Linked DNA regions of Homo sapiens: all the other regions are linked to region 3. The links are chromatin contacts, found by Hi-C or POLR2A ChIA-PET in ENCODE. All regions are on one chromosome and are shown on one strand. Each heading gives the region's core, a stretch centred on a gene start or an enhancer-like site at or near the end of the contact. The rest is flanking DNA. Distances are from core to core; before and after follow the strand shown.

Evidence for each region. Hi-C counts contacts between places; a loop is a spot of excess contacts on that map. ChIA-PET counts read pairs that join two places held with the same protein, here RNA polymerase II (POLR2A). Pooled maps may share reads with other maps.
Region 1: a map of gastrocnemius medialis shows a loop between it and region 3 (4-fold over the local background). The contact joins the enhancer-like site here to the promoter of BNC2 in region 3. A Hi-C loop is called at or near these places in 4 of 168 maps with a recorded cell type or tissue (ascending aorta, chondrocyte, gastrocnemius medialis and 1 more) and 4 of 50 pooled maps.
Region 2: a map of endothelial cell of umbilical vein shows a loop between it and region 3 (2.5-fold over the local background). The contact joins the enhancer-like site here to the promoter of BNC2 in region 3. A Hi-C loop is called at or near these places in 6 of 168 maps with a recorded cell type or tissue (IMR-90, ascending aorta, chondrocyte and 3 more) and 6 of 50 pooled maps. POLR2A ChIA-PET finds 5 or more read pairs at or near these places in 1 of 52 experiments (AG04450).
Region 4: a loop to region 3 is called in a map of IMR-90, with 9 times the contacts of the local background. The contact joins the enhancer-like site here to the promoter of BNC2 in region 3. A Hi-C loop is called at or near these places in 3 of 168 maps with a recorded cell type or tissue (IMR-90, chondrocyte and ovary) and 5 of 50 pooled maps. POLR2A ChIA-PET finds 5 or more read pairs at or near these places in 3 of 52 experiments (GM12878, MCF 10A and OCI-LY7).

What each region holds. Positions count from the first base shown.
Region 1 is chr9:16,526,856-16,533,092 of GRCh38, reverse strand. The region is part of intron 5 of BNC2 (basonuclin zinc finger protein 2); the gene reads left to right. Among named protein-coding and RNA genes, the nearest start is that of BNC2-AS1, 200 kb to the left of the region's middle. Within about 2 kb of position 2,257, at least 3 of the 41 ENCODE cell types and tissues checked have a DNase peak (open chromatin) inside an H3K27ac peak, as active enhancers do.
Region 2 is chr9:16,507,280-16,513,899 of GRCh38, reverse strand. All of the region lies in intron 5 of BNC2 (basonuclin zinc finger protein 2), which reads left to right. Among named protein-coding and RNA genes, the nearest start is that of BNC2-AS1, 220 kb to the left of the region's middle. Within about 2 kb of position 3,704, at least 2 of the 41 ENCODE cell types and tissues checked have a DNase peak (open chromatin) inside an H3K27ac peak, as active enhancers do; they include endothelial cell of umbilical vein, where a contact is called at or near this core.
Region 3 is chr9:16,866,623-16,872,346 of GRCh38, reverse strand. BNC2 (basonuclin zinc finger protein 2) reads left to right here and starts at 1,677. Exons shown (of 7, transcript NM_017637.6): 1 at 1,677-1,701. The coding sequence starts at 1,699. RefSeq lists an enhancer at 3,714-4,913.
Region 4 is chr9:16,410,327-16,416,094 of GRCh38, reverse strand. It overlaps BNC2 (basonuclin zinc finger protein 2), which reads left to right. Exons shown (of 7, transcript NM_017637.6): 7 at 1-5,768. LOC124902125 (a long non-coding RNA gene) reads right to left here. Exons shown (of 3, transcript XR_007061425.1): 3 at 719-806. Among named protein-coding and RNA genes, the nearest start is that of LINC03041, 140 kb to the right of the region's middle. Within about 2 kb of position 2,479, at least 2 of the 41 ENCODE cell types and tissues checked have a DNase peak (open chromatin) inside an H3K27ac peak, as active enhancers do.

The DNA of each region.
Region 1 (6,237 bases), core at 1,008-3,507, 340 kb after region 3:
CCCACAAGGGTACAGATGGGATTATAAAGTTTAAATGAGTGTATATTTACAAATAAAGTCTTAAGTTTTGAAACTAGACAGTAATTTATTATTTAGACATTGCTAGCGTTGTGTTGGTAGCATTACAATAGCTTTCTAAATGAAAACAAACCAAGCAACCAGCCAACCCTGATTTGCAAGTGTTTGCTGATTTCTCTGGTGAAAATATCCCATGATGGCTGATTTCAGCCTGTCAACATGAGTCACTGAACATGGAGTTGGGAAGAGATGCTTAGTCACACATTATTATATGGTATTTCCACCATACCAGACGTAAGTAGAAGCAAGTAATCTTCAGAGCACAGATAATAGTAAAATGTAGTCAAATAATTATAAGAACATAGATAATAGTAAAATGTCAAATAATTAGAAGTGATGAATTTTGAGTACCTATTATCATTGTTTTTAATTTTTTTCATTGCATGTTTCTAAAATTTAATTTTTAATGTCGTCTGTTTGAACCACCAACTCCCAAAATTTCCGAATGTTTAGCAATCAGCTCTCATAGGCTGGCATGAGCCAGCCCTAGCACACTACTGCACAAAACCATTTCTGGTGAATAGGAAGATAGGTTGTGGTCAGTGTCTATTGTAGGAGAGGATGTCTTGTGTCTGCGTGCCCAGGGAGGAAAAGCAGCCATTTTCTGTTTCAGCTCACATTACTAAACACCACCTGGTCCCATAAATTTTGGTATTTATATTAATATAAGGCCTTGAATGAGAGCAAAATACCAGAGTCTTTTAATAAAAGGACAGGGAAAATAAATATTTTCATTACAAAGATTACAAAAATAAAGATTTTCATTGCAAAATTATTCTTATTTTTTTTTTTCTGTATGTCTCTTGGCTGTTGTATATCTCCCACTTGAATAATAAGCAGATCCTATAGTCAGTGCTTCCTAATGCCACTCCAGTATCAAGGATAAGCTACTTAAATAGTTTTACTCAACAGGATATATTGATAATTTATGTGTTAACAGAAAGTAGTAGCTGTGTTGTTACCAAAAAAAAAAGAACTTAAATCTTTAAAAATTTAATATGCGTTAGCAACTGAGATAACGAAATGAACAGTGTGGAGTTAAAGAATCTCATGCAACAAATGGCAGAATTTTAAGTGCATTTTGTCAAACTTCCCCATTTAAGAAGAGGGTGAGCTCCTTCCTATATTACTATTGGCAGCTTATCGGTGGTGTTAGTCAAGCATTTTGAATAAAATAATATGTTAAAAAATATAATTGATTTCTTTGGGGGAATACAGGAGATCTCTAGATAAATTCATTTAGATGGGTTGACAAAACTAATGGTGTGCATGATTAAGAAGAAAAATTTGACATATTCTGTGTATAACCCTTTGAGTATTAATTCTGACCAGATCACACTGTAAATAATGTTAACTGTCATAAAATAAACACAGCCGGAGTTTGCACCATATGTTTTATAATTATTTTGCAGCTTCTTTTTTTTTGTTTGTTTGTTTTTACTGAAAATGGAACCTACTGATAACTCTGTGAAGTTATGTTTACATAAAAGTAAATTATACTTGCACGTTAACAAACTTGGCTTCACAGACCAGTGTCTCTAGGTTTTTGTTTAAAAAAAAAATTAAATGAAAGAAAAACTTCTCCCTCTCTCGCTTGGTTTTTTGTTTTTTTTTTTCTTATTCCCTCAGAAACATCGTCTCAAACAGAAATCTGCTGTAGCATCTTGTCGCCGCTTTCTTGTTTTTGCACATGTGAAGGAGAAGCCTTTGGAATGCCACCCAGAGGAGGGAAAAGCCTAACCACTGAACTCACAGAGAGTGTTTGGTTTAAGTAGCCCTGGAGTGGCCTTTCAGACTGAGGCTACTGTGGTCTTCTAGTTTGTTTTTGTTTTCTACCTTCTTCCTTGCAAGTGTTTAACACTGCCAGAAATAAAGGCTCCCTTAGAACATTTAAGTAATTTTTAAAACTGTTATTATTTTCATAATCACCATCTCCTCTTGATCTCAGGGGAGGCTAGGCATCCTTGTTTATCTTTAATAGAGCCTTGGAAACTGATAGTGCCAATGGGAGGTGGGTGGCAAGTTTCGTAATATGCCTACCTCCTCCTGCCCCCTCCCGGCTCATTGCTAAATATGTCTCTTGGCAGATCTGACAATATCCATAATTATCAGGCACCGTGAGCCCTGCTGCAGAGCTGCTTGTGCATGACACCTGTCCAGCTCATGCTCTTCCCCTGCATCTCCTCATGCCTCGGCTTGCTGGCTGGCCGTGCGTCAGAGCAACAGTCTGCCGTTAGTGAACTCATTTCTCTTCTTGTCAGATTCTCAGACACCAGAAGTTCTGCCCACACAGCTTACAACATATACCATGGTTTGTGGTGCAATCTTTCACACAGTAGGCATTTCATAAACTTTTGTGAACAAATGCAAAAAGTTAATGCAGATATTTCTCTCAGCATTATGGTTTACATTCTCCCTCTATGAAGTGCTTTTCCCGCTCTTGACAGATTTCTCAGCATAATATCATGTTTTCCATAAAAGTGGATCTTGATCATCGCCCTCTCTCCTAGACAGAGAAAAGCCTTGTCAGTTTTTTTATGAGAGAGAAAATCCAGGGAACCCCAATTGGCTTTCATAGTGCTTAGCAATTCTCATGAAGGGGGTGAAATGTGGAGTAGAGAAATGTACAGTGATTTCTGGAACTTTTGTTCCAGAAGATGTTAATAAGGTGAAGTTGTTGTTAACTAAATTTTGCAGGTATAATAAAACTTGAAGATGAAGCTATATTCAGGGAGAAAATCTGCAAAGAGAGGAATTTCGTAAAGGGCAGGGTGAACAGTAATGCCGCTTCAGTAGTTCATGCCTGTGCATAGTCAACCTTAGAAAGGCTTTTTTAAAAAAAAAAACAAAAAACAAAAAACACTTCACTTTTTTGGCCAGGTGCGGTGGCTCATGCACTTTGGGAGGCCGAAGTAGGCAGACCACTTGAAGTCAGCAGTTCAAGACCAGACTGGCCAACATGATGAAAGTGAAACCCCATCTCTACTAAAAATACAAAAATTAGCTGGGCATGGTGGTCCGTACCTGTAATCCCAGCTACTCAGAAGCTGAGGCAGAAGAATCGGTTGAGCCTGGGAGGCAGAGGTTGTGGTGAGCCGCGATCATGCCACTGCTCTCCAGCCTGGACAACAGAGTGAGACTCCATCTCATAAATAAATAAAAAATAAAACTAAAACCTCAGTTTTGAAGGAGAGGTCATAGATTTCGGTTTGGGGATTTATTTAGTGGAACAGTTGTCAGGTATTCATAGAAGGTTGGATTAAGGATGAAACTTTTCATCCTTAGAAACTACAGCAGTCTATTTAATGAATAGCATACTCAAAAATTATGACTTAATATTTTTATTATTTATAAAATTTTATTCCACTAGAACAACTAGTAATCATCATCTATTATGCAGTTTTGACTAAACCCTTTTTCCACAACAGGGACCAGAATTAGGTAAGAAAATTTGGGAAGATGTCAAAATATATCAAAGCTTCCTTTTAAATATGTGTTATTGGTTTTTGATTATGAAAGTAATACAAAATTAATATAAAATTGAAACATTGCAGTAATGTATAATGCAAAAATGAAAACTGTCCATAGCCCCTTTTTGTAGAGATAACACTTCTCCATATGTTATCATTATCATGTATCTGTGGCACTAATTATGATTATTAGTAAATGGATTCATTCTATGTATATTTTTCTTATATCCTACTGTTTAAAAAATATATCTTGTGGTTGACCAAAAAATATCTACCCACTTCCACTCAAAATATCCATGTCAAATCCCTGGAGCCTGTGAATGGTACCTTATTTGGAAAAAAGGGTTTTTGCAGATGTGATTAAGTCAAGGATTTTAAGATAAGGAGATAATCTCGGACTCTGTGGGTAGGCCCTAACTACCATCCTGTGTATCCGTGTAAGATATTAGGAGATTACATACAGAGCAGAAGACATATGCAAAGGAGGAGGTGAGGTAAAGATGGCGGCAGAGCCTCCGGAAGCTAGGAGAGAGGCATGCAACAGATTATTTCCCAGAGCCTCTGAGTGGAACACAGCCCTACTCACACCTCAATTGCAAACTTCTGGCCTCTGGAACAGAGAGAGAATATGTTTCCATTGTTATAAGCCACTACGGTGGTAGTAATTTGGTGTGGCAGCCCTAGGAAACTAATACAGGCCTCTTTCCACGTTAGTATAGAGAGATCTCATCCATTTTTTGAACCTCCATATAATTTCCCATTATGTGGATATACCATAATTTATTTAGTCACTTATTTAAAGACAGTTGGGTTGTTTTCAGTGTTTGGGCTTTTCAAACACTGTTGTAGGAAATATCCTTATATGTGTTTATTACTGTGTATGTTTGTTTTTGTAGAATAAATATTTAGAAGTAGAATTGCCAGGTCATTATGTAGGTACTTCTAAAACTATTGTATTTTGGGTAAATATGACATCTGCCACTTTGATAGGAATATTTATGCTACTCTATCATGACTCTGGACCATAAACAAAGTAGATAACTATAGAAACCATCTCATATATTAACATTTAGAAAATCAACAGTGGAAGTTGTTCCTCTCAACTCAGTGTTCTGAAAAGCCTGAAAGCTCAATATATACTGAGTTGAAAATCTATGAGAATAAATATCCTCAACAAGTTTTTGTATTTTCGTTTCTCTAGGAACTGAAAATTTCTGTGACATACCTATTGTTTTCCCACCATGAAACAAGAGCTGTTAAAGAGATGACAAGAAAAAATAAGAGAAAAAGTTATATTCAAGAACTATTGTCATTTTAGAAAATAAGTCATATATTATTAATGGAGTTTGTTAGTAACAATTATCTTAAGTAATAATTATTCAAAATTGTAAAGACCAAACCTCTATCGTTTCTTTGTCATGATTTTTCTTCTCATTTTGTCATTCTAACCCCACAGCTCTTCAATCTTTCCTCACTTCCAAGTCCATTTTACTGTTGATAATACAAGATGCATTTGGCATCTGTTCTGTTGTTAAAGCCCTCAGGAAAAATTATAAAGCTGTTCTTGCAAATTCATCATTATTGTTAAGAACCGTAATTTACCTCATGGTTATCTCATCCTTTTTCCACCTCTTACCTGAGCTCCAGGATGACATTGCCTTCCTGGGTGAGGCAGCGTTGCAGCATCTCATCTCTCCCACCTTAATTTGTAGCGATGCGTTGCATTTGGGTGACAGGCAGTTGTTCGTGCTTGAATAACTCAGGATTTGAATTCTACAGTTTGTGGCATCCGTGTAATGCTTAGCAGTAGGTACAGCTGTTAACTATTCGCTTATAAATAATCTTTTTTGCCTCTCAACCTGTCTCCCAGGTAGTGTACCTGTCACCATTAATAACTCTTTAGCCGCTCCCTAGTGATTTGACCTATCAGTTGTCGTTCACAGAAAAGTGGTGCTCTGGCCTGCTATTGAAGCTTATGCAGGTTCTTTCAGCTCCTCAGTCACCCCAGCAGCCATATACTTGTAGGAAGTTGTGTTGGTGGGCTTCACAAGCAGGCAGCTGAACACTTCGTACAGTTTGATAAAGGTGGCATTACATTTTGAACAATAGATGATAAGACTCCCATTTAGACCGCAAAACAGTGCCACAGGGGTAGACAGGGGTCTGGGGGAGATAAGATGGGTGGTGAAGATGACCAACAGCAAATAAACTTTCCTGTCTCTTTGATGCTAATTATCTCTTTGCACCTAATTATCATGGCATCATCATCATCCTCTGATGTTTGCAAACTAAGAGTTGATGTGTTTGATCAGGTTAGTGAATCTGTCAGGTATGGCATTCTGCCTGTTTCTGAAGCTTAAGAATGAGAAGCCAGTAGCTATCATGCGGAAGATGTGAACTGCCCCCCAGTCCTTGTCCTTTAGCAGTGTGTCATTCCTCTGTTTGGACATGTGCTCTCTTGCTTCCTCTCTTCCTCTCTCTGTTCCTGAAGTGTGCTGCTTCCAACACTTCCCCAAATTAATTCCTACCTGCATTTAGGTCTCAACCTAGCCATCACTTTTTCAGGAAACTGCTACTGCTCTCTCTATTTGGCATTGACTGTACCAACTAAAATGCCCATATGGCAGTTTTCGTTTATTTCTTATTATGCTCTACAATAACTGCTTGTTTACTTGTCTTTTTCTCCTAC
Region 2 (6,620 bases), core at 2,455-4,954, 360 kb after region 3:
CCTAATGTTTTGAACCCCATGAATTTGCTAATCCATAGGAAGTTCCATTAAGAAACTCCCTAGTTCATCATTCATAGTATTTCACCTGTAGCTCTAATCCCCAGGCCCATGACTGCCCTTCTCTCTTCTGAGTTGTGTGTCAGTCTTCAACCTACGGTCCTTCCCGACTATGGACTCATGTACAACTCTGAATGAAACTAGCATCTTTCAAAGAAGAGTCTAGTTTTCTTCCTGGTCCTGTACCCCTCTGTGTTTCGTTGTACTAGAGAAATTTCTTATTTATTAAGAACCTTTTCGGCCTGGCGCGGTGGCTCATGCCTGTGATCCCAGCACTTGGGAGGCCGAGGCGGGAGGATCACGAGGTCAGGAAATCGAGACCATCCTGGCTAATATGGTGAAACCCGTCTCCACTAAAAATACAAAAAATTAGCGGGGCATGGTGGCAGGCACCTGTAGCCCCAGCTACTCGGGAGGCTGAGGCAGGAGAATGGTGTGAACCCAGGAGGCAGAGCTTGCAGTGAGCCGAGATCGTGCCACTGCACTCCAGCCTGGGCAACAGAGCGAGACTCTGTCTCAAAAAAAAAAAAAAAAAAAAAAAAAGAACCTTTTCTCATGTCTTAGACCCGTGTCTTCATAAAAGCTATTTACTTTAATAAAGTTTTCACATTTTGAGGGGAAAATAGTAATAAATAACATTCTATACCTTTCATTTGCATGAACACTTTATTTCATTATTATGTTTTTCTTTTCTTTTCTTTTTTATTTCATTTGAGACAGAGTCTCATTCTGTCACCCAGGCTGGAGTGCACTGGTGTGATCTCAGCTCCCTGCAACCTCTGCAGGTTCAAGCGATTCTCATGTCTCAGCCTCCCAAGTAGCTGGGATTACAAACATGCGCCAAAATACCCAGCTAATTTTTCTATTTTTAGTGGAGACGGGTTTCACCATGTTGGCCAGGCTGGTCTCGAAATCCTGGCCTCAAGTGATCTTCCCCCCTCAGCCTCCCAAAGTGTTTGGATTTCAGGCATGAGCCACCACGCCCAGCCATATCTCATTATTTTTTAAAAGTTTATTTTGTATGAAGAAAGTTATGCTTTATGCCAGTGCTACCCTTCTCCAGTAAAACAACTAATTGATGGTTGAGATGATTGTTTTATTTGATGAAAAATGATACTTTTATATCAAAAAGATTCTTACTAGTTTTTTATAGAAACCCCTTAAAACATCAAAGTTTTATAGTGTACATAAAAGATGTGTTTGTCCACATACTAACCTCGCAAATAAATGTATAAAGTAAAACAACAAAGTAGTTTTATTAGATGTGCCTTTGTCATCATGCAACAAGTTAGTTCAGTTGGTTGTTTATTTAATTACATTGTGCTCAGGTTCTATTTGTGTGTGTGTGTGTGTGTGTGCGCGTGTGTTACCTTTATTGGTCTTTAGGACTGCTGTGTGTCAGCATTATCCCATTTTACAGGTTATGCCACGGAGGCAGAAACAAGCTCTCATCAGTTTGATTGTGAGTTATTGGCTTGAGGATTATTATGACTCATGATATTTTAGTGTCCTCAGTAACAATAACTTTTTAAATTGCTCAGAATTTTATTTACCACATGTTGAAATAGCATGATTTTTAAAAGTACTCAGTCCTTCTATTTGACAGAATAGAATAATTTCATCAGTAATTTGATGATCAAACACCCTTTTAAGGATTTCATTTCCTCATCACTTCAAGGAAAGAAAAAATATTAATATTGAGGAGGGTAATGCGTGTGAAGCTTTCTTCAAATTATGTTTGTGTGTATTCACATGTGTATACAATAGATTAATAGGTAAAATAGATCAATAGATTAATCGCTTGATTCAAACAAATAAAAGTAGGTTTCACATAAATTTTTGATTCTGTTGTATATATTTGCATTAGTATTATAAGTATCATAATGAGATTTTTACGGAGAGCACTTTTGATGGAATTTTAAATGAATGTTTTAATGTATTATTGGCTGGCACAGACACACAAGTACACAAATCCTTTAGTGTGATGGCCTTGTGCTTGTTTTGGTGAAATAGTATTACTTCTATGATACATGAAAAAATACCTTTGCTTACTTTATCGGCAAAAGGTCTTTATTCTTCTGCCCCTGGAGTTAGGTTAAGAGTATATTTATTAGCCAGGTGCAGTGTGTCTCACGCCTGTAATCTCAGCACTTTGGGGGGCTGAGGCCCATGGATTCCTTGAGCTCAGAAGTTCAAGACCTGCCTGGGCAACACAGCGAAACCCCGTCTCTACAAAAAAATACAAAAATTAGCCAGGCATGGTGGCTTACACCTATAGTCCCAGCTACTTGGGAGAATGAGGTAGGAGGATCACTTGAGCCTGGGAGGTTGAGACTGCAGTGAGCTATGTTTGAGCCACTGCAGTCCAGCCTGGGTGACAAAGCAAGACCCTGCCTCAAAAAAAAAAAAAAAAAAAAAAAAAGTAAATTTATTGCCAGGCATGGTGGCTCATGGCTGTGATCCCAGTGCTTTGGGAAAACGAGGTGGGACAATCCCTTGAGTCCAGAAGTTCAAGACCAGCCTGGGTAACATAGCAAGACCCTTTCTTTACAAAAAAATTTAAAAACCAGCCAGACATGGTGTCAGGTGCCTGTAGTCTCACCTACTCAGGAGGCTGAGGTGGAAGGATCCTGTGAGCCCAGGAGTTTGAGGCTGTAGTGAGGTATGATCGCACCACTGCACTCCAGCCTGGGTGACAGAACAAGACCTGTTTCTTAAAAAAAAAAAAAAAAAAAAAGTAAGTTTAGTGATCTCCATTAGCTTTTCTGAGAAAGATTTCATATTAAACAAAAGCTAAGTGGCTATTCCAAGTTTTGCCTATCCTTCTCTCTGCCTTTTGTGGAACAAATGTGTGTTTCCTGACAGCCTTCAGGTATATGTGTAGGTCTGAAAAAGTATTTCAATGAGAATTGCATATTGAGGTCATCTGGAAGGAAATGTAATATTTTGCCCATGTAAAATCTCGCAATCATTACTCAGATTAAAGACAAAGTGAAGCCAGCTAGCTCAGTTAAATTTTCAGTTCCCTCACTTTAGCACCAAATACCACCCTGGCAGTGAATCACCTGAGAATTTCATCCATCACTCAGTGATAAAATTTGATAACATTTGTAGGTCAATTTATTCCCCTGGAATTTCCTCTACACCTTCCCTATCCTGTCATGTGCCATAGTTTGAGGAAGAGGAAATGATTCAAAAATCTGTAAAGGCTTATCTGTTGATTTCTGACCTAGGAAAAAGAAATTAACCAAGTTTTAGGTCTTGTATTTGAAGAGCTGGTGCAAATATATACAGCATGTAGCTATGTCGGGACTTGGTGAATTTCCCTGACTTTGTAGATTATACACCAAATGTAAGGGTAAGCGAAAGAAGAAAGAGTACGTGAAAGGAGGTCAGATACCTCTGTGTTTCCTGCCTTTTTATATCCTAATTTTATTACAGAGGGGCGTTAAGTGGATCTCCTTGCTTTCTTTTCATGACGAAGTAGGAGACTTTCCTTTTGGTAGCTATTGTGCACCTCTAGGAAAATCAGCAACTCAGCAGAAAGGAAACCAGGATGCAGGCCTAGCAGGAGGCTGTCCACCCAGTGAGGAAGTTGGACATTTTCTCTTTTGTAGAGATGACTGATGATCTGTGGAAAAAGAACAGTGGGCACTGAGGCCAGCTTCTCTAAGACAGCTTGAGTGAATGTGTGGCTAGCGCTTCCTTGATTAACAGAGGTCTCCCTGACCGTGGCAATGTGTTATGACTCATAGCCTTGCAGAGATGAATTGTTCCTGAACGGTTTCTCCAACATCTGAGATACAAACAGGTCTTTTAGCCATTTGCTAGACACCAGAAGAAAAAATGGTCTAACCAGTGTAAGACCTGGAAACAGCCTAGAATCTTCAAAAATACTTGCACTCAAAGTCACCTTAATTTTAGAACCCAAAATCTGGACAGAGAACCATGTCAGCTAACCATTACAGTTGAAAGTTCATCCAGGTGACCTCTGTTTCTTAGAAATGTACAAACAACCTCTACATATTTCTTCTTTAGTAGTTAAATGACTTTATAACTTGGAGCTTTGGAGATTCTTTTTAAAATAGCAAGTAATACTGCTTTCTTTGGCCAGATAACAATTTTCCTGCTTTCCTGAATAGAAATTTGACAGGTTTTGGAACCTTATACTTTGGTATGGAACTGAATAGATCTTTGAAGCCTTCAGAATTACTTTTACCCAGGTTAGTAACTTTGACTTACTCTCAGTTTAAACTGTTCCTTTTGCTATCCTGGTTTTCTGTAACTGGGATGGATATGCACAGAGGAGTCGGTTGTTTCTTAATACTGTTTTAGAAAACCTTGTGACGTGGTATGGATTCCCAGTATGTCTGATACCAATGTTACTAGTGAAATTGGCTGAGTAACTTATGTGTGCAAGGTCCTTACTCCCAACAGTTAGAGACATTTATGTGTTTCCTGTCCTCGAGGACTGTAGACAACAGCTGCCTTGCATGAAATGATTGTAGTACATTTACCAACATTTATATGCCAATAAGTAGAAATGTATATGTTAGAATTTGAGGATTTAAGTGTTGAGGTGATCTGTAAGAGAAGATACCAGAGCCAGGTGGCTTTCTTTGACAGCTTCCTGGAGAAGGTGAGACTTGTGCCTAGATATCAAAGTTGCTGAAGATGAAGTGGACATTTGGGGTGAGTTTAAGATGTGCAAAACATTGGCTGAACATGGTGGCTTACGGTTGTAATCTCAATGCTTTGGGAGGCTGAGGGAAGGAGTTTGAGGCCAGGAGTTCAAGACCAGCCTGGGCAACATAGTAAGACTCTGTCTTTACTAAAAATAATAATAATTAAAAAAACAGCCAGGTGTGATAGCATGTACTTGTAGTCCCAGCTACTTGGGAGGCTGAGGCAGGAGGATTGCTTGGGCTCAGAAGTTCGAGGTTACAATGAGCTAATTGTGCCACTGCACCCCAGCCTCGGTGACAGAGCAAGACAATGTCCTAAAAAGAAAAAAAAAAAAAGATGTGCAAAACATACACAGAGGAGGGAAAGAGTAGAGAAGTAGACTGATTTGTGGGCAGAAGGCAGAATATCCTGGATAGAAGAAAAGCAGATAGTTGAAAAATTAACTTTGTGGGGGCTAGCATAGTGTATGAAAATTTGGATTTGGGCCTCTGGGCATAAAGAGCCAAGAACCAATAAGAATTTTGACCTGCGTGGAACAATAGGATGAAAATTTCATGACCAAAGAATTCTGGCCATAATAAATTCAGGTGTGAAGAAATTAGAAGAATTTTCTTCAGATATTCAAGCCAACATGTACATGCCAGAAATACAACAGAATGGATAGTGGCTTGAACGTCTTGTAGGGAGAGAATCAACAAGAATTATGATGTTTTTTTACTGAGCATTAATAGTGAGAGATCGAAGGACTGTGTCTCTTTTGTTGCTTTGTATTATTAATTGCAAGATGTTGGTGATACAGTCTACCCAAGTATGTGGCAAGAATTCTACATACCAAAACCTGTTTAAGAGTTGACTGATGTGTTGGAAATGTCCGCGATGATCAAGTCCAAGATGTCTTTGACCAGAAGTCCTGAGGACCTATGGAGCAGAATAAGTAAGTCTCCTTTTAGGGTTTATAGCAGAATCTTAAAATTTGTTAGTGTGTTGAATTATGGACAAAGAAGCAATGCGGACCTTTGTTGCAGTACTTAAACTTTATATGCTGTTGTTACCTGTTTTATCTCTCTCACTAGACTTCAAATTCCTTGTGGCAGAGAAAGTATTTCTTGCTTATCTTCTTATACTCTGTGCCTAGTAAAATGCTTGATAGGTCATCAATACTCAATGACTAAAATTTTCTGTAATTTGCATTCTCATTGGTAGTGAAGTATTATAATAATGAACGATTGTTATGTACTGTTCCATTTAACTCTATTTTGGAATGTTCTCAATAGTTTGGCCGCTTTAAGCAAGTGGGAGAATATTCTCAATTATATTTGGGTTTGTACTAGTGCTATGTGTAATTAAGGTTCATTTATTTATTACTAAGTGTTTATTATGGACCTACTATATGAGCAAGTTGTTGAATGGAAGCGTAGAAGAAGGAAATAGGCCAGGCGCGGTGGCTCGCACCTGTAATCCCAGCACTTTGGGAAGCCAAGGCAGGCGGATCACAAGGTCAGGAGTTCAAGACCAACCTGGCCAACATAATGAAACCCTGTCTCTACTAAAAATACAAAAATTAGCCAGGCATGGTGGTGCGTGCCTGTAGTCCCAGCTACTCAGGAGGCTGAGGCAGGAGAATCGCTTGAACCCGGGAGGTGGAGGTTGCAGTAAGCTGAAATTGTGTCACTGCACTCCAGCTTGGGCAACAGAGTGAGACTTCGTCTCAAAAAACCAAAGGAAAAAAATGAGCTAGGTGTGGGGGCATGCGCCTGTAGCCTCAGCTACTTGGGAGGCTGAGGCAGGAGAATCGTTTGAACCCAGGAGGCGTAGGCTGAGCCAAGATCAAGCCACTGCACTCCACACTCCGGTATGGGCGACAGAACGAGACTCCG
Region 3 (5,724 bases), core at 428-2,927:
TTCAAAGGAATTTAATTCTGTCCTCTGAATGCAATTAAGTAGTCTCTCTCTCTCTCTCTCTCCGTTTGAGGAAGAGAGAAGGGAAGAAGGGATGATTCTCACTTTTCACTAGGAACCGGTAACCATACCTGCTGTTCTGCCAAGTCTTCGCCGATTCTCTGATTTCTTAGTGCTCAGGGAGTATGCTTGAAACCTATGCCTTCCTCCCATGTTAGATAACCAGAAAGTTTGCTGTAGTTATGATAAATCTGCATAACTCGGAGATGTTTTTGGCACAAAGTGTACGTTAGTTAGATGATGATGATTAAGCTCCCCCCCCACCCCCGCCCCATTCTTGCGGCCGGGGAGTGTGTTTTGCCTGTATTTAAGAAATATCGTTCAGCTGCAGGCGTGTGCGCGCTTAGGCTGTAGTCGGCGTTTCTGAGTCTCCAGGGCAGGGTGACTTGGGTCGGCTGAGTGTCACCCACAGATGTGACTGTTCTTTCCCCCGCGGGCGCGACAGCCTCCTTCCTCTCCAGCCCGAGGCCCGCGGCCCAGACCACGGGAAAGGGAAGGAAGCCCTCGCCGCAAGCCGGCGTCTGGGCCGGCACAAAACGCTCCGCCACCAGAAAAACTTTTTTCCCCCAGCTGCGCGCAACTTTTGGCCTTTTCTCCCAGCACGTTCGCGTCCCAGGTTTCTGTCCGCTGGGTTTTCCTCCGCCTCACTCGCCTTCTCCCCAGCGGCGCGCGGAGGAGCTGGGCTGAGAGGGTCGCGGGGAGCCGGGTCGGCCGCGGCTGGGACGCTGGGGAAGGGGCAGGGGAGGAGGGGGCGTGCGGGGCTGGGGAGGAGGAACTGGTCAAAGGGGACAGAGACGCCCGAGTGCCCGAAAAGGAAAGAGCTGCCGCGGTTTGCTGCAGTCGGAATAAAGTTCGCGCCCTTTCCTCGGCGTTTCGCAGCCTCCTCTCCTTGCTCCGCTCCCCACCCCCGCCCCGCAATTTTTTTTTGTGTGTGTGTGACAGCTGGGCGCTAGCGGCCACCTCTACCTCCACGCCCGCAGCTCCCCGGGGGGGGGGGGGGGCGCCAGGGTTGTTTTTCCATCCCCACAAAGTTGTTTTTTCCATCCCCAGAAAGAGAGAGCAAGAACAACCCAAACAACAAACAAGCCCCCAAAGAAGTCACGGGGCGGTGGGGGGAGGGAGAAACATACATCCTCCTTCCCCAAGCCCCTGGACCTCTGAGGACAAACAACACAACGACCGACTTTTATTTTGCAAAAGGGAAGCAACATTGTAGTCACGACAATTCTGCAGAGAGAGGAAAAACTTGTGGGGCTTGCACGGCCGCCGAGGTCACCTCGCCCGCCGGTCCCCCGCCTCCCGCGAGCAGGGCAGCCCCCTCCCGGGACAAGCCGTTCCCTTTTTTTTTTTTTTTGTCCCGAGGAGGAGCCGGGGAACCGTGCCGGCTGGGACTCGGGGCGCGAGCGCGACCCCGGCGCGAGTGTAAATCAGTCACCTGAGCGCAGAGGGGCCGCGGCGAGGGCGCGCGCGGGCGGGCGGGGAGGCGGAGGCGGCGAGAGCGGAGGCCCGGAGGAACTCGGAGGGGGAGGGAGAGAAAGGCCGAGACGGAGGGAGCCAGCGGCGGCCGAGGGGCTGGTCCAGGCGCGGCCGCTAAGAGGAGACCAAGAGGCGGGGGCTGCACTTGACAACCAGCATGCCGAGATGGTAAGAAGTTTCCACCCTCCTTCCTCTTTTATTCTAGACTTCCTCAGAAATGACCCCCGCGCCCGAGCGCCACCGGGGCCGCCCGGGGGCCGTGTCCGCCCTCCGGCCCGCGGCGTGAGGGGCAAGGGGCGCTGAGGAGGGCGGGCCGGGGACCAGAACCCCGGTCCGACCTGATCCCCGCTGCGCTCCCAGTGGCCTCCCCTAAACTTGGCCCCAAGTTTCTGAGGCGAGCTCTAGGTGGGAGGGTGCACGTGAGAGGGGGCTTCTCAAGGTCGGCCCCGCTCGCGGCTTCCGCGCGAAGGTGAGCGGCTGGCTAGGGGAGGCTCCAGGGCGTTGGGGACGGGCTGGGGGGACGAGGTGGAGGGGAGTGGGGGATGAATGGAGCGCTGGCAGGAGCTCGGGGAAGAGAGGAAGGCGGCTGGGACCTACGGGAACTTTTACAACTTGCCGCCGAGTGAGGGACCGGCGGCTGGGCGTGGGTGCCGGGTGCGCTGGGGCGCAGCCGCCCGGGCCCGGCACGTTGACTCTTCCTCTCCCCTTGTCTTCACATTCGGAATCTTCCCGTGGTAAATGGAGATGGGAGGAAATGCTCCCGCAGGCTTTACGGAGAAGGTGCAGAACGCAGGGCAGGAAAATCAACCTTGCAGAGACGGCTCTTTTCGAAGTGCAATTCTATAGGAGCCGATTTGTTTTACTTGCACGTTGACTGGAGGGTGGGATTTGGGGCCTGGGGAGGGAGCAGAATAAAAAATTATATATGCTGAAAAACCCTAGGTGAAATCTCCTGTGAAGTGAGTTTAAGGTTGAAAAAAAGTTCCAAGTGCAAGTGGTGGAGGAGATGGGCTGGCTTTGCCAAGCGAGACTCCAGCACAGCCCCTCTACGAGAAGCGACTTCTTTGCAGCGAGGAAGCGTGCAATTAGTTCGCCTGGTGATGAGCCGCTCTGTCCGCTTTCGGGGAAGTGATTTGTTAGAAATGGGGCTTGACCACTCCCTTCTTTTTAGTTTGCTTCCTCCCAGCGTCGCTATTGTTACCCCCACTTGGGGATCTGACATGGTGTATTCCGTATATAGAGGGAACATATGAGAATACAGGTGAGATAGCGGGTTGGCATTTTTTCCTCTTCCCTGCTCCCTAATGTGACATCTCTTGTTTCAGTGATCAAAGTCACAACTGGAGTGTAGGAGATGGGACTGTCAAATGCAGGGGCGCGTACACACACACACACACACAAAAGCAAGAGCCCAGGACTGTGGTTACAGTAACGCTGACAGAAATTAAAGTGGTTTTGAAAGCAGCGTGCGATTTATGATGGTTCCCATTTACCCTAGAGTCAAGCTGTTGTAAAACTGACGTACAAAAGACATCATAAAATAATCCTGTGTACCCAGGATTAAAGTGGCAAAAAGTGGCCTGTTTTATTTTTATATACTTCGTGGACACTTGGAATTGTTGAAAGCCGTGTTTAAGTGAGACATCACAACAATATTAAATATATCTGTTTAGAGCTTGAGAGTTTTTCTTCTAACGGGCGTTTTACACAAGAACACTGTAAAAGCCGGTGGCAGGTATTATTTTTCTTCCCTTTACCCTAGCCTATGTTAACTATTTGTCTACACATGTATTCCTATATCCTAATGACTTTGAACTGTGGCTAAGCCTGTCTGCCTTCCACTGCTTTGTATTCTGCAATTTCACGTGTTACTGTCCACACGCATACATGCTTTAAATGGGAGGAATTTATTTCTGGCACGTTACTTAGTGTGTCTGATCTGAAGATGTACCCTAGTAGTGAGACCTTGTACAAGTTAACAGAACATTTACTTTTTGGACAAACACACACACACACACAATCCCTTGTGAGCCTTTAGAGAGTATCTGTGTTTTATATTTGTAGCCGTTTCATGTAAACTGTTCAGTCTTAATGAAGTTCTTAGTTCCCAGAGTGCGCTGTATTAAAAGTCCAGATTGCTAATCACTTTACCAAAGTACAGGAGTATCTTTACCTGAGGGAAGTAATAACGAGCTTGAACCTGAACTTTGTTTTGAGTATCTTTTGAGAAAGGTCTGAAACTTTTTTTCCTCTTGAGAATATTAAGTTGGGTGGTGTTTGCATGTAAGACTTTGAATAAGAATAAACTGTGCATTATATTTTACAATTAATATTAGGAAAATGTTAATAGCAGTACATTCCTACTACCTGATTTTTTCTTCTATTTGAGATGTAAGATATCTGTCAGATAGAGATATGTGATTACAAAAAGAAGCAGACAAAAGCAGAGCTGACTATTGCTATATTAAAATGTAAGTGTTACAGTTTGAATTTTCAAGTGAGAGTTCTTGAGTTCAGTGCTTTACATAACATTTTGTCCTAATCTTGCTTGCTGTCAGGGATGTTTCATGGTTGTGCAATTGCTGCAGTCAAGAATGCCAATTTGCATTCCAGGAGTGTCATTTGATTACTTTTATCTGCACAGCTCCAAGACCGGCCCAGACCTCTCGTTTCATCTTGCCATGTCACGAGTCAATGCTGTGTCGTCTTTTCAAAAATCTGCCTGATTTAGACAAGAAAGAAAAGTACTTTCATGTTGCAGCCGCAGTCCCCTGCTAACTTGTCAGCAGCAGGATATGATTCACTTGGGCCCAGAAGAATGGAACAGAGAGGCGGGTTAGGCGGTTCAATAAAGCCCACGGACAGGTAGTGTGTGACATCCCCAGAGAGCCGCAGTTAATGAAGAACAGGTCTGCTTAGTTCTCCACACGCTGACCTGGTGCTGTCCCCACAGTTTTCTCATTTGATCTTTCCCAGCAAATTGATCTTTTCTTGTATTTTTTTGCCTTCCAAGTTAGTCCTTGTGGGACTGAAATTAGCAGAGCAACTTAAGTTGGATAATACAGCTGTTCAGAAAAGAAGAAATTGGACACTGGCTCAAAAAGGGGTGGGGGTGGGGGGGTAGAGGGAGCTATTCTTTTTGTTGTTGTTCCTGGGAATATTTCTTATATTAAGGGAGTCCAAAATAGATGATGACTTGAAGTTAGTGGTTTCCTTTACTTTTAATTTTACAGTTAAGGGTTCAGCACGGTTTTAAATATTCCTTAAGTATTTGAAAGATGGCCTTAGTGAATATGAGGAGTTCAATTTAGTACTGTTCACATTCACTTGTTTGAGATGATTTGCCAGTTGACAATGTGGCTTTTATGGTTATTGTAAGATGGCATACTTCAACTGTATTATTTATAGTCTTCTAAACAACCTACGATCCCCAAATATCCAATACTAAATTGCAGGTAAGATTAAACAATAAAAAAGTCATTATACTAGTATTGTGTATAAATACTATGGTACATGAAAATGTTTTCTATACTATTAGCATCTTTGTTTTATATAAACCCCACAGATACAGTTCATGAAGTGTTTTTTTCCTGAATTTTTGAGATTCTGCATTTAAATGTAGATTTTTAAAACTGAGACCAGACCACAAGTTTGAATTTCTGTGGATGTTCATACATGTTGTTGTTTTTTGACATTAAAATTAATTTTAGACAGGATGGGTAAATTTATGTCGTATGGTTTAATCTGATTAAAGTTTCACTATAGAATTCTGTACATAAAGCTTAGGTTGGAAGCAGTTTATAGATTCTTAACTTGATAAATATATAAGGAGCAACGCTTTCTGATTTACTCAGCAGATGGTCTCATTTACCATCTACATCCTTACAAGAAACAGAGTGGAAAACATTTCTTGTGGAAGGGGAGGTAGCCTCCTCAAATCTTTCCTGTTGGATGGGAATTATATAGTATCATTGGTTAGTAAAATCCCCTCTGAAGAGCTAGAGGGAGCCTCATGATTTTATTAGATATACTTAAGGTTTAAAAAACACTCTGGCCATCAGAATGTTGCACAAAAAGAGTAGGTAATGAATACTGGCTCAGTGTTGAGGCTGGGAGGTGCTATTATGGTTTTTTTTTTTTTTTTTTTTTTAAAAGTGACAGAAGCAAAAGAACTTTCTACAAGAACAGTCA
Region 4 (5,768 bases), core at 1,230-3,729, 460 kb after region 3:
GTCACATCAGCAAATGCACCAGGCTTAGAACAAATGTTTGTTACTTGCTGCAAACCAAGCTAATGTGTATAGCCAGTTAGAAAAAGTCCAGAAGTAATGAGATTCTAGAAGTAGAGTTTCCCTTGCTTGGAAACATGAATGTGTTCACCTGTGTTTTGTCAGAGAAGTGGCAATAAGTCCTGGACAGCTGACACTTTTTAAGTATCTCCCCTATTTGCTACTACTTTTGTGCCTCAAGTGCCCAGTCGTTACGGTGGCCTTCTAAATGAGTAAATAACATTTTCCAATATAAAGCCTATTTGCTTAAAAGGGACAGGGGAGTGGATGGATGTAGTACATGCAATGGAAAATCATAAAATGTACAATTCTTCTGTTTCCAAAGTATTGCTCGTTCTTGAGTGTGTGCCTGAGTGTCTTGTTTTGACTTAACTAGAATTCTAGTTAAGATGGTGATCCCATGGCTTATTTGCAAACAGGAAGGATAAAGAGATCAGCGTTTTAGTCATGGAGCTCATCTTTGCCCATTCCTACTCATTTGCTTTTTCATAGGAGTTTTTTGTTGTTAAACAGTTTCTCTCAAGCCACATGCATTCTATGCTGGCTGAAAATTAATAGTGATGTAGATGTTCATCCGACAAGCTTTTCCCCATGTGATTGGTTTTAGCCAGAGTTTATCACAGGTACAAAATTAGGCGGTATGACTGTGCATGTTCTCTAGCTGATGTTGAAACTTGTACTGTCTTGATCATTTAAAACTATGTTTTTGTAAATATCAGGTTTAGTCCGCTTTCGGGAATATCTGCATGCTATGGAAAGAGAGAAAAAAAGGATAGATAATGAGGAATTTGGTTTAAAAGTGTGATAAAAATCCTTGGCATTCTTTGTTCTGATATTAATTGTATTTAAATAAGTCAACCCAATGTAACTCATTCCAGATCTTAGTCCAGCTGCCCTGTTCAGCCTGATGCCTTTTAAAGGTTTAAAGGTGTTAATGTTTTCCTTTTCAACATGGCAAACATTTTTTAAAACCTTTTTGGCACAATGGTGCCACTGTCCTCATAGTGTTATTTCTTTGGTCATGAATTTTCAGGCCCTTCCAGTAAGAGGAGAAAGGCACTTAACTGGTTAACAGCCCCATTATTATACATTGCTCTAAGGAAAAAAAAAAAAAAAAAACTTTGAATATATCAAGAATGGGCTATTCCAGAGGCTTCTCCTCAGGAGAAACTATGCACTAGGTTCCCACCAAATACAATGTGACCTTTTTTTCCCCTTTCTCTGTACACACCCCAGATATGTGCCAAGCAAATGAGAATGAGGGCCGTTGACAATTAAAGCATAAAGAAGCTAGTCACCAGATTGAGATGGACATGCTGCTAACTGCTGACAGCTTGACCTGAGCAGTCCTAACTTGTATCTGGTCTGTTAGCATTGGGTTAGATTGACTAACAGAGTAAATAAAATTCACCTGTCATAAGACACGCTACATCTGCTATCATCAAGAAACAAATCATCCAGAAGAAACTTTTTTTCATCCTGTGGTCACACCCTTTTCTTAAGAGCTTCTTTTTTAAAATTATGACAAACGAATTTCATTCTTTAAAATCACTTATCTTCTCCCAAACTTGAAGTATTTAAATTAGGTGGTTTTGCTTTTCCCTCTCATTGTTTATTTTTTGGGGATGGATCTAAATGAGTAAGATGAGCAATAAAAGATACCAGAAAGACTGGAGGGATCACAGTGTTTTCATCAGAACTAAGTAGAGGGTCGGTTCCTGCCCTGGTTTTGGGGTAGCTAGAAAAGGAAATCATGAATGCACTGGAAATGTTGGCTCGAGAGAAAAGACTGGCATAGCTCTGCCTCGCAGTGGGTGAGAGCGTATTGATCGTAGGGACCTGCAGAGTTCCTATGACCAGGTGAGTCGGCTCTGAGGAAGGGGTTAGGAAAGCAAGTACAGCTGCATGAAATAGCTGAAGTTCCTTTGGGGTCAGGAAGAGCCGACAATTGTGGGGTTTTGGTTGCTTTTGCTTTGTTTTTGAGTGGGAAGTGTTGCTGGAATCCCCTGAGAACCGAAAGATGCCAGGGGTCAGCAAGGCTATAGAAAAGGCCAGTGGTAACACCTCGTTTTCATCCTAACAGAGGAGTAGGTGCGAATGGCACCAGCATGGATCGTTCCTTTCTTGATCATTACTCATGCTTGCCACTGTAGCAACACAACAAAGCCATGATTGTAATTAATACTAGGCTAAAGACCTTGATCAAAATGGGAGCTCATTTACTGTTCTATGAGGTATGTAAGTAACTTCTCTTCACATTTTCCCTCAGAGATAAACCACACGTGGTAGTCTTGTTTGCGTTAGTACTAAGGTCATGTTTGATCTGTCCCAGACGAGTCGCATATTTCCTGTAGCTGGAGTGTTGCTCACCATAAATGGTCATTTTCAAAAAGTATTGTGTAATTCCAGCTGTACAACTGACCAGTGAGTTATCTGTCATCACTGTTGCCCACATACCCGTCCTTCCTTGTGTAGTTTCATCATCCTCATCCTTCCCACATCTTGCGCAAAATGATTTTCTGTGCTCATTCGGCAATAACTATGTTATTCGGCATACTGTCTTTTTGGCATTTGTTGAAAAATCCAAATGCTTTTAATCCAAAAGATTAATCCAAATCTTTTTTAATCCAAATGATTTTAATCCAAATCCAAATAACAGGAGGTTAAAAAAAAAAAAAAAACTAAGCATTTTTACATGTACACTGAATTGGATCAGCATTATTGTTCATTATAATGCTATATATATTTTTGGAGCAACATACTATAGTTGTCATAAAACTATCTTTATTCTTCTCCTCTAAAGTGCTGTTGTAAATTCATTTGACCTTTACTGCAGGAAAAAAAAAAATCTTTTTTATATAGGATATGAAGACCAAGGCTCAGTCTGTAACAAATAGTGGACCATTACAAAAGAGGAAAGAAAAAAGCCAGGGCTGAGCAGCAAGAAGCTTCAGTTCAATTTCACCTCGTATCTTTCTAATAACATACTTGTCACTTTATTACCTTCCAGTAATGTGAACGCTGCTGACAAGACTGTCACACTAACAGCAGACAACACCCTCTCTGCTTCAGCCCAGCTCTCCTGGCTACTTATTGCCCTGGCCCTGAAGGGACACAAACTAATAGTGTGCTTTCCAGTTCAGCACTTGGCCATCAAATATAAAAGGATGCGTAATTGCCTGTTTATCCCCTTGTGAAGGAGAAATTGACTACAAGGGCTAGGCTTTCCCATCGAGTTCCCTGATGTACACACACATCCACAATCAGTCAGTCTCTCTCTCTCTCTCTCTCTCTCTCTCTCTCTCTCTCTCTCTCTCCCCTCTCTCTCTCCTTCCCTCTTATTCTCCCCTCCTAACATACAAGCACATACACACACCTACTGTATCTGTGGGAAGCCCAAGGCTGCCTCTCGATGCCCTCTCCAGCTATTAAGTGGACAGTAACAAGATGACTTCTTAAATAAAGGGTCAGTAGAGAGATGCTGTCTGTGACGGCATCCTTTGCTTCTTTGAAAACTTAAGTGTTAACAATTCCATCTTGAGAGTAATGGGTGTGGCCCTATAATTAGAGCAAATTTTCCTGCAAGTCAGTGGCATAAGTAAGATTATATTGCCCCCTAATCTGTAGGGAAAAGATTAAAATATTTTTCTTCCCCTTCAAAAAGTGCACATGTTGTAAACTGGTTACGCACAGTGGTCATTTTTTTTTCTTATCCTTGGCATCAAACCATGGACGTAGGTGTACAAATGCATCTTTCAATGACCCCTCCAAATCCATAGTGTAACATGATAGATTAACTTTTGTCAAACTGGACTGACAATCTAAAAAAGATGGCGTCAGGCTTTTGACTTTAATCGTTAAAACAAGGACCACCCTATGAGTAAAAGGTAAATTCTCCACTTTGAAGAACTTTGGTAAGTACAAGTACAGGGAGCTTTAGAAAATCGAGTGATGGGGACCAAAGGTACAAAGGAAGAATACATGAAAATGTTATATTCCAAAATGCCCTGAGCCCAAAGATTGGCTGCTATTTTTGTATATTGAAATACTCAAATGATGGTTGGAAAGTGACTAGTTAGTGACTAAATGAAGTGCAAGATCTATCAAGCGTCTTCTTTCTGGGACTAGGGGATGCCATGCTTCCTTCCAACCTTCCCGCAGCGCATCTCAGAGAAGATAGTTGGCCCCATTACAAACAGTCACATTTCAGTAAGATATTAGTCAGCCAGGTAAGACACGTGCAGGTATCGGTATCATCTTCCATATGAACTTTAGCAAGGAGAGAACAGCAGCAGATTTAGGGATAGACAATGTAACAGGTCTATGTTGACAAATCTGTGCTAAATAATTTCATGAACCAGTGTGGGGACTGGGAAGAAAAGCACTTTGAGCAAGGACTCTTGGGTTCGAGCAAAGGCAATTAGTTGACATGATACTTCTTAAGTTCCTCAGTATGTATATGTTACAATCGTTTATCAGACATCTTAATAGAATCCTAATTGAAAAACCAGTTGCCAAAATTGCACAAGTTCTGCTCGCTGATACTAGCTTTCTCCCCTTAACTCTAAAATACCAGGGATGCTTAAGGACGTTTGTAATAGTTTTTTTAATGCTTTGTTTCACTTTTTTAAAAAAGAATCTTTGAAGGGAAGGAAGAGCAGAAAGAAGTATTTTAAGAAAAATGGAGAGAAGTAGATAGTATTGAAAGTATATTTCTTGAAGAGAGAGTATCTAAGTGCTATACCAAGATTTTATAGGGCTTCCTGTTGCCAAATGTGATGTTGAGATAATGCACAGCTAAGATGGCAAATCCATCAATTATTAACTGGCTCTGCCCACTTCTGTCATGGAATGCAAGGATTGAGAGGTGACTCTGGGGAGACCCTGGGTGTGTGAGAGAGCTCCATTCATCTGGCCCTGGATATGTTTTTCAAAAGAGAGGGAGAAAGCGCCAGTCCCTGCAAGGTGAACTGACCTGGCACTGTTTCAGTGGGAGCCTCACTGCCTGCCTTTTCCATGCTAGGAGACAAAGCATCCTCTACCCCATCTGTGAATCGGTGCTGTGGCCACTGCGAGAAGCATGATTCATGAGGTATGATGCTCTTGAGCTCCCAGACAATGTGCTGAGTTAATAGGTTCACTTGAGATGTATACACCAAGGCTGTTTCTTTTTTTAAATCTAGTCCCCAATTTGGAGTATTTTTGCATGTTTTTGTACAGAGTAATCCATTCCTCTCATTGTGTATCTTAATCTCCTCTGACTTTTCCATTGTCTTTCTCAATCCCACCCTTTGCTCTTCGGATCTCACCAACCCCCCTTAAAAAATAAATCATGTTTGAGCAAGAAGGTAGAACACGCCCTCCCTCATCTTGGTTTTAATTGCTTTGGAAACGTGTTCTACCCTGTCCAGGGTTTGCATAACGTGAATTAAGTGAATGAGATGTTCTAGTATTATATCTTAACCTGATAAGACTATCTAAGATTTCTAGTATATGGTGCATTTGCTTTCCTGTGCAAACTTTGGTTCAGCTGCCCTGCAGAGAATCTCACCATTTTCCTGCCAGTGCCAGTATAAAGAATGCAGGAGAGCTAAACCTGGGTACATGAAGGTCAGAGGGGTGAGGACGGTCGAGAAATGGGGAGAAGACTTGGGCTTGAGACGACCTGGGCTTTTCATGTGTAGCTCACTCAGCAGTATGAGGATGACTGA